2 separate regions of the Homo sapiens genome follow, and region 2 is linked to region 1. A link is a contact called in ENCODE Hi-C or POLR2A ChIA-PET data. All regions are on one chromosome and are shown on one strand. Each heading gives the region's core, a stretch centred on a gene start or an enhancer-like site at or near the end of the contact. The rest is flanking DNA. Distances are from core to core; before and after follow the strand shown.

Region 1 (6,939 bases), core at 4,361-6,860:
GATATATCACATGACATTATGCTGAGCTAAAGATGACCAAAAAATGTGTATTTTATTGCATTTAAATGCAGTCCAAAAACAGTTTAAAACTAACCATGACAATAAAAGTCAGCATAATGGTTATCCTGGGGGCAAAGATGATGACTGTAAAGAGAGGCTGGTAATGTTCTGCTTCTTGATTTGGATGCTAGTTGCCCAAATGTGATCATTTTGTGCTGTACACTCCTGATCTGTGCATTTGTCTGGTTGTGTATAATTCAGTAACAAGTTCAAAGAAATAAAGCTACAGGGACCAAAAAAAAAAGTCATCTACTGAAACTGTACACACAAGTGCTACTACCTGTGGGGAGAAAATTAATTACATTTTATTTAACCCAATCAGAGAGAAAAATCATCTGAAAAGCTAAGTGAGAAACTTCATTATATTTCCTAAAATATGCATCAAGAAATTGCTTAATTTTTTTAAATGATTTCCTCCCTCACATGAAACTGTGGCTATAAATTAATTCAAAATATTGTTTTTCCCTCTGTCTTCATGTATCAGTAAAACATTATTGCTCAAAGTTGTATAAAACATGTACAAAGATAATGTTGTTGGAAAACATCTGAAAACACCCCCAAGAGGATCCATTTGGAATACTGAGAGTCTAAATAGATATTTTTGGTCAGAATTATCCCAATTATCAGCACATTAATGCAATGACCTGGATAATGACCAAATCTCTACCTAGTTTCTTGATATATCAATTTAACTCTGCTAAGACAAGACCATACAGCTGGGGAAAGACATTCAAGAAAATGCCATGCTAGCCGGGCGCGGTGGCTCAAGCCTGTGATCTCAGCACTTTGGGAGGCCGAGGCGGGCAGATCACAAGGTCAGGAGTTTGAGATCAGCCTGGCCAACATGGTGAAACCTCATCTGTACTAAAAATACAAAAATTAGATGGGCGTGGTGGCAGGCACCTATAATCCCAGCTACTCGGGAGGCTGAGGCAGGAGAATCATTTGGACCCGGGAGGTGGAGGCTGCAGTGAGCTGAGATCAGGCCATTGCACTCCAGCCTGGGCGACAGGGCGAGACTCCGCCTCAGAAAAAAAAAAAAGAAAAGAAAATGCTATGCTACAGACCACTCCAAGGAAGCTCCAGGAAAACACTGCCTTCTCCTTGCGACTGTATTTGGTTCATCTGTGAATTTGTTTCAGCACATTTTTCTCTTCTTGACTTGAAGCAATACAATCAGCTGAGAGATCAATGATTTCTTTCCCCTTCTCAGTGTTCTGTAATTCATCTTTGATCAATATGGTATATATACTGCATGACTGCTCTGTTCCATTTGATATATACAAAAAGTGATCATACACAAACTTGCATCAGAAGTAATTACATCACTAAATCGCATAAAGTAATGAGAAGCACAGATTGCTTGTTTCTACCTAAAACTTCATAATAACTTCAGCCATTACTGCTGTAGAGCCCCCTCTGGTCCCACAGCATGGGAAGTAGACATTAGTAGTTTCCTCAAATGTTGGGGGACTAATTAAATATTTGTAGAATCATTAGCACTTAAACAAAAAATGTTTCCAGTCTTTGAAATGGGAAGTGGCTTTTGGAGTGTACGGGATACAGTTATAAGCATCCAGTCCCTGCACATTATTTAACACCAAACTAGTGATTCAACACAAAGACAGGCAAAATTTCCAGGATAACTATCAATTAGCAGTCCTATTTCAAGTTTGTATACAGATCTTATAGGGCACCTTGATTCTAATCATTCTGATCCTTTTTTCTCAGCTAAAAATACCTTATTCTTTAATCTACACTTCTAAACAGTAAGTTCTCTCTACTTCAGCCTTGTTTTAAATACTTATCCTTCTAACTTTTTCCTTGCAATTCAATGTCCAGTATTCCACTTCCTCGTTCCTCTCAAATTATCCCTTTAACTTGTTTCTACTTACTTTTAAAGGCCCCCAAAGCCTCTTCCTCAGGATAATGTGCAATTCAGAAAGCCCTCTCAACTACCCTCTGTATAAAAGTTTAACCACAGAGACCAACGATAACATTTTTCCTGTTTGGGTTTTGGGGAACATACATTATAACTGAAATTTCACTACTCATAAAACTCCTTCACTAAATCTTTCCCATTCCCCTCTCCTAACTCTCCATTGTTTTATACACAATCACGACATAAACACACTCCCAAAATGTGTAATGATATAATCATACAAAGACTTTCTAAAAATACATAATTTTAATGTGTGCAACAAACAGCCTTTATAACTCTAGTACTGGGAGTACACGTTTAAAAACATACTGACTTTTTAATAAACTGTGTTTGTTTTTCCTCGTTGGGGGTGGGGAGGAGGTAGGGGATCATCAAACAAGGACCAATTGCTATACCTGAATCCACAAACTGTGTTACAGTAGGATTCTATTGAGGATTGTAAACACACTTAAAACTTTTTTTTTTTTTTTTACTTTAAAAGAAGAAAGTTGAAATTGCAAAAATGAGAGCCAAAATTTCTATGCTTTACCCATAAGGATACACAAACTGAATACCTCCTGTTTTCCCACTTATGAAAGAAATATGCTTCATCTACCAAACTAGGGCATTTATGAGGTTTGTATTAATGAACAGAAAAATGCAAAAATGTACAAATGCAAAAAACTTTCTATCCTTTAGAAGACTTAATATTAAAATGATTTTAGGGAAAGCCCAAGAAATCTCATTCTCAACTCAGAAAACTACCTAAGGGATAATTTGTGAATGCCATCTGGGATCCAGGCAGTCCCATCCACAAAAGGGAAAACTTGTTGAGATCATCCAAATCTAAAATTCACATACATTTTTACATCTGGACTGAATTAATCTTTTCTTGGTACTGGCTTTCATGTAATAAAATAATTGTTTGCAGGTTTTATTTTTCTTAAAAAAAAAAAAACCCACAACTTTAGAAATCAAAATGTGCAACATCCAAATCGAAAACTACAAAGAATTCCTTTATCAAAAAAGTTAGTTGTGAGACAGGACTCATTTACACTCAACTCTGAACCTGACAGCTCAGTCAAAAACAATTATGTTTGAAACTTTCATTCCAAGCATCTGCCACAAAAGGCTACGCAGTCTATTACATCATAAGTTCAGAAAGCCAAAAGCTTTATAAGTATAGTTAAATGTGGAAACAAAATCCAAAAACTACAAAAAGACCCCCCCCCCAATTCAGCTAACCTAGTTCAGTAACAATTTTTTTTAAGAATTTGTAACTAAAAACCGCTACCTAGCACACTGGCATTTTGCTTTCAAAAGCAGCGTCTTCATCCAGGCCCATGCTGTTTTCAGGCGTTTTCCTGTACAGCCAGGAGCATCTTAAATCTCTAAGTTCAAATTATGTACTTAAAACTAGCAGCTTACCCTTGTTGCCCCCAAAAAGGAGATACTGGAAATAGGAAAGATTTCCTGCCCCTTAAAATGTCTTGAGTACTGCAAGAACTGCTGATTACTGTAGCCCATCAGTGTCAGATCTCAGAGATTCTTGCAAGCAACTCAAAGGGGGGAAAATTAGTTCATATTACAGTCAGTCTGCTTTCTGGAGAAGATGTCCTGCAGATAATTTGATATTAGATATCCCCTGGGGGACCCTTTTCATCTAATAATCCTACTAAATGTCCATTTTAATATGAAATATGAATCCAAAATGTTTACAAACATACTGGGAAAAGTATTCAAATGCCAGCTGTCTCATATTGTGAAGTATTTTCATTTTTAACATAAAACGTTTATTTCTCAAAGCCACACCTGAGAAAATGATTAGGTGCTGTGGTGCTGTTAAGTTTTATACTACAAAGGACATCAGCAAAGGCATCTGTTTTCCTGCCTCTCTTCTGGTCTTCTCCCCTCCCCCACTCTCCATCCTGTAGGTCCTGGTAGTTAAAATTTCTACAATAGTCTCATAATGCTCTAAATTCTAAAAAAAAATTTCTCATCCTTTAACACTGCTGAACCTAAATTCATGCACTGCTCTAAGAAGGAAACCCAAAAGTCACAAGCCTTTTTAATGACAGATGTATTACGGAAAATTTTCCCCACAAAGTTTTGATGCTGTGAAATATCAACTCCCTGAAATCACAGAAAGGAAATGACTTACATTCTTGGAAAATGAAGCCACTAGCAGCTTTCTCCAACAGCATTTTCTAAACCCCAAACTACACCCTGTGGCAAGAGGGAGTATTTCGTGCAAAAACTAAATTTAAATAGATGCTTATAAAACCCATAAACAAACATTGCCCGGTCCCAGAGAAGAACAGAAGGGAATCATACTCGGAAAATCCAGCAAGAGATACTTTTTCTCCACATTCAGAAATGCTGGAGAGCACAGGCTGGAAGTCAGAAGCAACCTGAGAACGCTTGCTGAAGTTTTCCTTCCCTGCTGTGAGCAATGCACAGCTCCTGAGGGAAATACTGGCAAAACAGATTTTGCGTAAAAAAATAAAAATGAAAAGGTGTTAAGGGGGAAAACGAGCTAATATTTCTTTGGACACTAGCTACACAACTACACGGCCTGAAAATCTGCCAGCTTTCAACTTTAAAATATGCTTATTTTGACATTTTCCCATCTATTCGTGCCTTTAAGAAAACGCCCGCACCATTAGGTTATGCTGTCCCAGGACTCGAGGTGTTGTTTTAATCTCTGTAGACTTTACACTTACACGGGTGGACCGCAGCTGTCCATACCTGACAGTGCCTGGCCCTCCCGGAGCCGAATCCGGTGCTCCTGTTCGCCTGGGGCTCCGCCAGCGCGCCGTAAGCTCCTCCAGAAACCCAAATTCTGCAGGCCGCACCCCCAACTCGTATCTCACCCAGGCCCCCGTCTGGCGCCGATCTGCCCCAGCTCAACCTCCGGCTCCGCAGACTAGGCACTTTCCGGGACGCGGGGCAGACCCTGCGCTCGGGTCCCTTCCCGCAGCCGGGCTGTCCGGCCTCTGCGCGCGCACAACAGGCGGCACGGCGCAGCCCCCGGGAGCGCGGGACTCGGGTGCTAGTCCCGGCGCCCAGCCACAGCGACACAGACCTGGGTGCCGGGGCCCGCCAGGGAGCCCTGTGATCCGGGGACCTCCGCGATGCAGAGAACCAGGGACCGCGCACGGAGCCCAGGCGCGCAGTCTGCAGCCAGGACCAGCCTCCCGCCCCCGCCGCTGAAGCCGCCCCGAGCTCCACGCCTCCCCCGCTGCCGGGCTCGGCTGCCCTAGGGCCTCGTCCGCCCGTCCCAGAGTGAGCGACCTCCGACTCACGGAGAAGCGACCTTACCACCGGTGCCCGACACCCAGAGCTAAGGGAGCGAGAAGAAGGCGAAGAAAGAGGCGGAGAGCGGTGCACTGCCTTCGCTGGGACTCGCGACTTCCAGAAACCCTCCCGAAACCCAGTCCCGCCGCCGCCCCGCCGGCAGGGGGCACAGCGGGCGTCCGGGGCGCGGCGGCTGAGCGATGGGGCGAGCGGAAAGGGCCCAGACGCCTGGTTCTTGTTCATACCTCGGAGAAAGTCTTGAGCACCAGGCGTTGGGCTCTCTGGTCACCCCTCTGACTCTTCCTACCGGCGCCGAGCCTGCCCCACTCCTCTCAGCCCCTTGGCCCCGCCAGCCAGAGGGGCGCTCCGCGTCCGCCCCGCCCCCCACCCACGCCTCCCGACCCGACCCGCCCCCCCGAATCCCCGCCCCCTGAGACCCCGCCCCCGACCCGCCCCAACTGGCCGCGGCGGCAGCCGAGCCGCGGGAGCTGCGCGCTGAGCTCGCGGCAGTACGGGGAGCGCCCGCCCGCCCCGCCCTGGACCCAACCAAGCGTCCCGCGGAGGGGTGCGGCCACTTGGGGGCAGGAGAAAGCGGAGTACGCCACCCCTCTAGGGACCCAGGAAGCGAGGCGAGCCTCAGGTGGACGCGGTGGTGTGGACCACGGCGATCAGGGCCTTTCCCCCTGCTGTGGAGACGGAGGTGCGAGGGGACGCCGGCGGCTCCCCACCTTCTGGCCGAGTGGCCTTCTCCGCCTCCGGCTGGACTCCCTCGGGGCGCTCCCTCCAGAGCCGAGTCGGGCTGGCCGGGGGCGGCTGTTTGGCCTGAGTGTCGTCTTACTAAAGCGGAACGCCGGAGGGGAGGCCACTCCGAGAGAAGGCGGTCCCCGGCGGAGGTGGCTTCGTGAATCCTGCAGCCCCCTGCCCGCCCGCCACTCGAGACGCCGCGCCTCGTGGGTTTCACGCTGGATGGAGGGGGCGCCGCCGAGGATGCCCAGCCTCCCCCTCTAATTCTACCTCTCCAGTTCCTCAGGTAGACACAGCCTCTGTCTGCTGTGGTTTTAGTGCCCATGGCCCCTCAGAAATTATTTTTGTCCCCTCCCGATAGTGGCTTTGGGGGATGGAGGGCGAGAGATGCAAAGGGCCAGTGGAAGATTTTTTATAGCACAAGGAATCAAGCCAGGAGATGGAGGTTTCATTGCCACCTCGGGGTCTGGGGAGGGGGCGAGCCACACCTCTCCGGTCAGTCTGCGCCCACCAGGACCTGCTGCTGGGAACCGCACACGAAAGGAGAGACACCCAGCACCTGGCCCCTAGACCCGCAGGGCGTCAACCTCCTGGGCTTCTGCCTTTCTAGGTTTCCTCTGACTTTGCTGACCCAATGACCCCTGGCCACGGGTGGCAAAAACGCCCTCACTGAGCCCTTCGCTAAAGGAGTGCCGGGGTTTATGTGTCTGGCTTTTAAAATGGGATGAGGAGACAAGGAAACAGGACCTGAGAAAGGACACTATCCAAAATCTGATGCTCTCAGAAGTCAACTTTAAAACTGCCCTGCTCCGCGGTGGCTCACGCCTGTAATCCCAGCACTTTGGGAGGCCGAGGCGGGCGGATCACGAGGTCAGGAGATCGAGACCATCCCGGCTAAAACGGTGAAACCCCGTCTC
Region 2 (6,939 bases), core at 2,358-4,857, 1.1 Mb before region 1:
AGCATTAATCCATATTATGTGAGGGAAGAGCTCTCATGACCTAATCACCCCTTAAGGGCCTCACCCTCTTAATACTGTACCATGGCAATTAAATCTCAATGTGAGTTTTGGAGGGGACATTAAAACCATAACAGAGAATTATAACTTTAAGACCATATTAAGTATGTACCATATTACCTTTTTTTTTTTTTTGAGACAGAGTCTCGCTCTGTTGCCAGGCTGGAGTGCAGTGGTGCAATCTCGGCTCACTTAAACCTCCACCTCCTGGGTTCCAGTAATTCTCCTGCCTCAGCCTCCTGAGTAGCTGGGACTACAGGCGTGTGCCACTACGCCCAGCTAATTTTTGCATTTTTAGTAGAGACAGGATTTTACCATGTTGGCCAGGATGGTCTCGATCTCTTGACCTCATGATCCACCCACCTCAGCCTCCCAAAGTGCTGGAATGGTACAGGCGTGAGCCACCGTGCCTGGCCTGTACCATATTTCATCCAATCTTAGACACATCCATTGTATGACACGCCATTAATTTATATACCACTAAGAAAGAAACAATGTGGCTAATTTAAAATTATAATATCTTATCACTTGGAACTTGTAATACCTAGTGAAACAACTCTTCTATACTTAATTAGACATGGATTGTTATATCTAATTCCTGTGCAAACATTAAGAGGAAAATATAAATGAAATAAATTGGCTAAGGTATTCTTTTTTGGGGGGGGATGGAGTCTCGCTGTTGCCCAGGCTGGAGTGCAATGGCACAATCTCGGCTCACTGCAATCTCTGCCTCCCAGGTTTCAAGTGATTCTCCTGTCTCAGCCTCCCGAGTAGCTGGGACTACAGGCATGTGCCAGCACACCAGCTAATTTTTGTATTTTTTCTGAGAGACAGAGTTTCACTATGTTGGCCAGGCTGGTCTTGAACTCCTGACCTCGTGATCTGCCCGCCTTGGCCTCCCAAAGTGCTGGGATTACAGGTGTTAACCATGGTACCCGGCCAAGGTATTCTTAAACTTCTCATTCAGGCCAACGTTCCTGAATCACTTCTCAACTCAATCACTGACATCTATGTTTATCCACGTAATAGCCTTATTTGTGCCAATGAGAATATTGTTGTTGGTCAGACGCGGTGGCTCACACCTGTAATCTTAGCACTTTGGGAGGCCCAGGTGGGTGGATCACAAGGTCAGGAGTTCAAGACCAGCCTGGCCAACATGGTGAAACCCCATCTCTACTAAAAATACAAAAATTAGCTGGGTGTGGTAGTGCGCACCTGTAATTCCAGCTACTCAAGAGGCTGAGGCAGGAGAATTGCTTAATTGGAACCCAGGAGGTGGAGGTTGCAGTGAGCTGAGATCACACCACTGCACTCCAGCCTGGGCTACAGAGTAAGACTCCCTCTCAAAAAAAAAAAAAAAAAAAAAAAAAAAAAAAGAATAATGGTGAATGCAGCATTTCTTCTAAGAATCTAGAAAAATAAATAAAAATCAACCAAAGGACATACCAATGGTTCCATTAAACCAGAAGTTGAGACTGTCTCCTGGTTATCTTGGGCTCCTCATTGCCAAGTGAACCTACAGGCAAAGAAAGGGGTTAACTGTACTGGCCAGAGTAATCGACCTTGTCTATTAAGGAGAAATTGGGTTCTTATGGCCCAATGTGGGTAAGGAGGAGTATATGTGGAAAGTATGAGATCTCTGGGGGTACCTCTTACAAGCCTTGTGTTCTGTGATTTTAGAATTGCTTATGTTTCACTTTTTGCTAATTTATAAAACATACAGCAGTTTGTTGTACAGGATAAACTCACTGAAAACATTTGACCAGAAGTCTGATAAGAAAAACGGGGAGGGCCATATGCTTAAGATTAGTGGTGTGTACATAAGCATTTTTTTAAATTTTTGTTTGTTTTGAGACAGGGTCTTGCTCTGTGGCCCAGACTGGAGTGCAGTCTTGCAATCATGGCTCACAGCAGCCTCTGCCTCCCGGGCTCAGGTTATCCTCCTACCTCAGCCTCCTGAGTAGATGGGACTACAGGCACATGCCACCATGCCTGCCTAATTTTCAGTATTTTTTTTTGTAGAGACAGGTTTTTACCATGTTGCACAGACTGGTCTCAAACTCCTGGGCTCAAGAGATCCACTTGCTTAGGCCTCCCAAAATGTTGGAATTACAGGTGTGAGCCACTACGCCCAGCCATGAGTGTTTATTTTATTTATGCCTTACATATTCTTTTTTTTTTTTTTTTTTTTTTTAGAGACAGGGTCTTGCTCTATTGTCCAGGCTGGATTCAACCTTGTGGGCTCAAGTGATCCTCCTGCCTCAGCCTCTGGAGTAGCTGGGACTACGGATGCATACCACCACATTCTGCTCATGCCCTATATATTCTTTTGTATGTATGGGTGTAAAAACAGAGATAAAAACAGAGATATGGATGCCATCAACTCACTGATGTTTGAAGTTCTGAGAAAGCATAAATCAGTAAAGGAGTTAACTGAAATTTAAATCTCACAAATGAGCAAAAAATATGATTTCTGGTATATGATCTATGGGGTTCTTTGAATACTATTGCTTAAGAATAAAATACTTTGCGATTTCAATAAATTGAAAATTATGGTACAAGGCAAGGAAGGGGAGCTACTAGCTATGAGACTTTTGTAAATTATGTAACATCTCTGAACCTCTGTTTCCTCATCTGTTAAAATAGGGACAAAGTGCTACTTAGGTAAGACACTTCAGAAATGGGGCTCTGAAAAAAGTCACTTTTCTTCTCCTAACGAAAGGTTTCTAAACCTCAGCACTCCAGACATTTCAGGCCAGGTAATTCTTTGTTGTGCGGCGCTGTCCTGCGCACTGTAAGGCGTGAAGCAGTATTCCCGGCCTCTACTCACCTGTGCCCTCCACCATCTGTAGATTCCAATGACATCTCACCCCAGATGAGAGGCTGAAAATGATTCATACATTGCCAAATGTCTCCTGGGAGGCAAAACTGTTGCAGTGGAGAACCGCTGTCCTAACCCCATGTTCATCCAATAAAGGGTTTGAGGGACTGAGAAATGAAACAATAGTCCCGAAGGAGTAGAATGCAGTGGCCCCAACTCCTAGTTTCATGAAGGCAGGAACTGTGACTCAGAGGCCTGGGGATGCGGAGCTCTGAACTGCCAGCTGGTAGGAAAAGTCCTAATTAATGGATTGAATCATGAAGGGAGGGCAACAAGGAACAAATGGAGAGGGCCAGTGGCCGAGCCTTCGGTCTCAGGATCAAAGAGGCCCACACTGGTCACCACTTACGCTGCTGGGCTGACTGCTAGGTAGACGTATCTGCAGATAAACCGAGACAATGACGCGGTGGGAAAGGCCTTGGGGAGCGAGGAGGAGGAGCCGGGAGAGGCCAGCTTTGGTCCGGCGGCCACCGCCCCAGGCGCCGCGACTCGAGCCTCAGGCCCCGCCCCTCGCCCTCCTGGTCCCGCCCCCGCTCTCCGAGCCCCGCCCCTCGCCCTCCTGGTCCCGCCCCCGCTCTCCGGGCCCCGCCCCTCGCTCTCCGGGCCTGGGCGGGTGGCGCCTTGGCCTCCGCCTCCGCTCGCCTGCGCGCGGCCCTGCGTGAGGGGGCAGAGGCGAGGTGGAGGCGTTGGCGCTGCCACGTCTGGGCCGCGGTTCCCAACTGTGGCGCGGGCGGTGGAGGAGGAGGTGGGGCTGGCGCTGAAGCCGGATCCGGATCCGGTGCTGTGCACACTGGTGGGGGAGAGTCCGACGCGCCTGGCTAGGAGCGCCGACCGCAGGGCCTCTACGGGTGAGGAGGGACCGGGGCCGGGGCGCGAGAGCAGGACCGTGTGTCCTGGGGGCTGGGGCGGGCCTGCCCTCAGGTTTATCTAACAGGTGTGTCTGGTGCCCCGGCCAGGCCCCCGGGGGTGTTGTGTGGAGGAGCTGGGCGTTAATCCTCGCCAGCTGGGTGCACATGGTGTGGAGCGCGGTTCCCAGGAAGTTGAACGCACGCGCGCCTGGAGCAGAGGTTAAGGATGATGGCCAGCGGTCCGGCCATACGCTGGTCTTGGCCTGGCAGGGCTGGAACTGGGACTGGGGTCGGAACTTCGCTCCCCAGACTTTGGCGTGGGAAATGAGACAGTTGGTCGCGCTCTCTGCAGCCATCGGTTTTGAATGGGCACGAACGTCCCAGGCCCCTTCTCTTCTCCCATTCCCGGGCGCATCCCACGGTGGTCGGAGCCATTGAGGCAGCTGCTCCGAAGACCACCTCCGCACCGAGTAGGTCGGCGCTTTCCCCAGGGTACAGAGGGACATTCTTTGTCTCTTTTTCCTAGGCTCCTACCCCTAGAAATACCGAGTACTGTACTGTGATTTCTGTTGCGGGAGCTGATGTTTATGTAAGCCAAACTAATTTAAAATTTTCATACAAAATTGAACGGGCGATTATAGGATTCGTTTTGTTAGGATAATCCCTCATGAACGAATCCTAGAATGGATCTTAAGAAATTAATTTAGGCAGGATTTGCTAAATAGGGGAGAGAGCGCTAGCTGTATGGTATGATGATGTAAAGATTGGGGTCTGTTGAGGATGGTAATCGAGCTCAAGATGCGAAAACGAGGATTCTAGCCCCAAGTCACTTACTTGCTGTGTTACCTAAGGGGCAAGTCTTGGGAGTTCCAGGTGCTCCAGCTTCCTCATCGGTAGACTGGGAATAACGCCTAGATTGTAAAGGTCAAACTATCAGAAAATACTTTTGAACATTCATGCAGTTACACAATTTAATAAATATGGCCAGGTGTGTTAAAAATCTTTAACGGAATAGATTCAGAATGGATTCTTGTTATCGAAATTGTTATAAAATGAATATAAAGGAATCCGAAGTCCGCCCCTCCCCCATTCACCTGTACTTAGAAGGTTCCCCAGGAGCTCTTGAGAAATACATAGGCTGGTTTAGATTTGGCCTTAGATTGTATTTTTTAAAATTTGTAGATCGACTTTTAAAATCTTCATCTCCGGTGTCTATTACTTGTTGCTCTCCGTTGGTTGCTTCTAGCAGCAGCCTCTCTCCCCATTCGTATTCCAACCTGATACAGAGGCTCAGACGCCAAATAGTTGAAGTTTTGTTTAAAAAATATTCAATTGAGTGAAAAAATATTCAACTGATGTGATGACTAGTAAAAATGAATTTGGTGTATGCTTTCCGCGATATTGTGGCAGTTTGGGAATTTTTTTTTTTTTTTTTTTTTTTGTCCTTCTGGATTTTCTGAAATGTGACCTACAGGTAAGTCTTATTCGTTATTCATTCACTAGGCATTATTGGGCTAGGGTTAGGCTTAAACGGGTCTTCTAAACGCCTGCTAATTTAGCAGTTAATCAGAAAAGGTTCTGAGGAATACTTAAGGAGGATTAGTGTTTAAAGTTCATCTAAAAACTTTAAAGAACCTAATGATATGATGAGATTCCGCTTCACACAACTGTGCAATTTTATTCGCAGAAATTTCCTAGTTTTGCAATATCTGGGCACCTGAAGATGCTAAAAGATTATTTATATAAAATTACTTATTTAATTATGTTCTAAACCCCCTTGGAACCAGGTTTCAAGTCATATCTTGCTTCACTTTGCCCAGTACCTTAGTTGGGCACCAGCAGAATTTTACGGTTTGAGGACAGAGTGAGCTAAAGTGGGCCTTCAGTATGGCTCTGTTTTGTAGAATAGCTCATAAAAAAATTTTTGATGTTAATTTCTGATTGCCTGGTTAATAGATTCTTATTTCAATCTGTAATGCTTTGTTTAATGTATTTTGACTAGTCTGATTCCCATTTTCCAAATGTAGGTTCTAAGTGCTGCTTATGACTTAATTTTTAACCCTTGTACAACAGTAAGATAGGGAATTTATCTACTCTAGTGCATCTTCAGTGTAATGGTTAAGAGCAGAGTCTGAAGTCATACTACCTAGCAGGACTGGCTACGTAATCTGTGGTAATCCAAATTAAAATGCAGGGTTCCTTGTTAAAAAATTAAGAACTTCAAAACAGTGGCAGCAGGGTATCAAACTTAAGTGCAGGGCCCTGTGTAACGGCACAGGTCAGGGGCTTCTGAAGCTGGCCCTGTTGCCTCATTTTGAATCCTCACTCTGTTCTTATTGGCACTCTAACCTTGAGCAAGTTACTGTGCCTGCTTCCTTATCTGTAAAATTGGGATAATAATGATACATCGTTCATTGTATTTTTAAGAGTTAACATATAGAAAGTTTTCAATAAGTGTTAGCCAATATTATTTATTTTTATGATCATTCGTGGAAAAGGACTGTCTCATCAAAGAAAAGTACAAGAAAATATTAGTATTTCCTGGTTAAAATTCATTATTTAAGGGCTTCATAATCCTAGTTGTTTTCCTGTATACTTCTTCCCTCTCATGAAAATTATTAACCCTATTTTTCATGTTTTCTAGACCACATTTTTATTGTAAACACAGACAACTTTATAGGAAAAAGGAATCTAGTTAAATGTGGTTAAGGTTGATTTAAATTCTCTTTTGAGTTTTCTTTGAACTTTGTATTTACAACTATATGTTTAATAGCAAGACCAAAATGTTTAAATAGTGTGCTGCCTCGAGGAATTTACATTTTTAATACTGTACACATTTCACTTTATTAATACTTAGCCTGTTTATCTACATACCTGAAAAACAATGTTGCTACCTACCATTCAGATGAGATTACACACAAAAACCTCAAGGGTCCAATTTAGACAAAACACTAAAACACGTGGACTCAATTTCATCTATTAAAAACTTGTTTTGGCTGAGCATGCTGGTTCACACTTGTAATTCCAGAACTTTGGGAGGCTGAGGCTGGAGGATCACTTGAGGTCAGGAGTTCAAGACCAGCCTTTCCAACATGGCAAAGCCCCATCTCTACTAAAAATACAAAAATTAGCCAGGCGTGGTGGTATGAGCCT

Evidence for each region. A loop is a pair of places that touch in the nucleus more often than their neighbours do. ChIA-PET counts read pairs that join two places held with the same protein, here RNA polymerase II (POLR2A). Pooled maps may share reads with other maps.
Region 2: a loop to region 1 is called in a map of CD8-positive, alpha-beta T cell, with 11 times the contacts of the local background. The contact joins the promoter of GNPNAT1 here to the promoter of FRMD6 in region 1. A Hi-C loop is called at or near these places in 5 of 168 maps with a recorded cell type or tissue (CD4-positive, alpha-beta T cell, CD8-positive, alpha-beta T cell and naive thymus-derived CD4-positive, alpha-beta T cell) and 11 of 50 pooled maps. POLR2A ChIA-PET finds 5 or more read pairs at or near these places in 1 of 52 experiments (naive thymus-derived CD4-positive, alpha-beta T cell).

What each region holds. Positions count from the first base shown.
Region 1 is chr14:51,650,581-51,657,519 of GRCh38, reverse strand. It overlaps FRMD6 (FERM domain containing 6), which reads right to left and starts at 5,610. Exons shown (of 14, transcript NM_001267046.2): 1 at 5,524-5,610. FRMD6-AS1 (FRMD6 antisense RNA 1) reads left to right here and starts at 5,776. Exons shown (of 1, transcript NR_037676.1): 1 at 5,776-6,939. RefSeq lists silencers at 4,837-4,986, 4,997-5,056, 5,067-5,156, 5,367-5,816, 5,947-6,016 and an enhancer at 5,989-6,607.
Region 2 is chr14:52,788,275-52,795,213 of GRCh38, reverse strand. It overlaps GNPNAT1 (glucosamine-phosphate N-acetyltransferase 1), which reads left to right and starts at 3,607. Exons shown (of 6, transcript NM_198066.4): 1 at 3,607-3,786. LOC105370500 (a long non-coding RNA gene) reads right to left here and starts at 3,426. Exons shown (of 3, transcript XR_943867.3): 1 at 2,888-3,426. RefSeq lists enhancers at 2,985-3,499, 3,500-4,013, 4,121-4,210, 4,291-4,380 and silencers at 3,411-3,630, 3,731-3,810.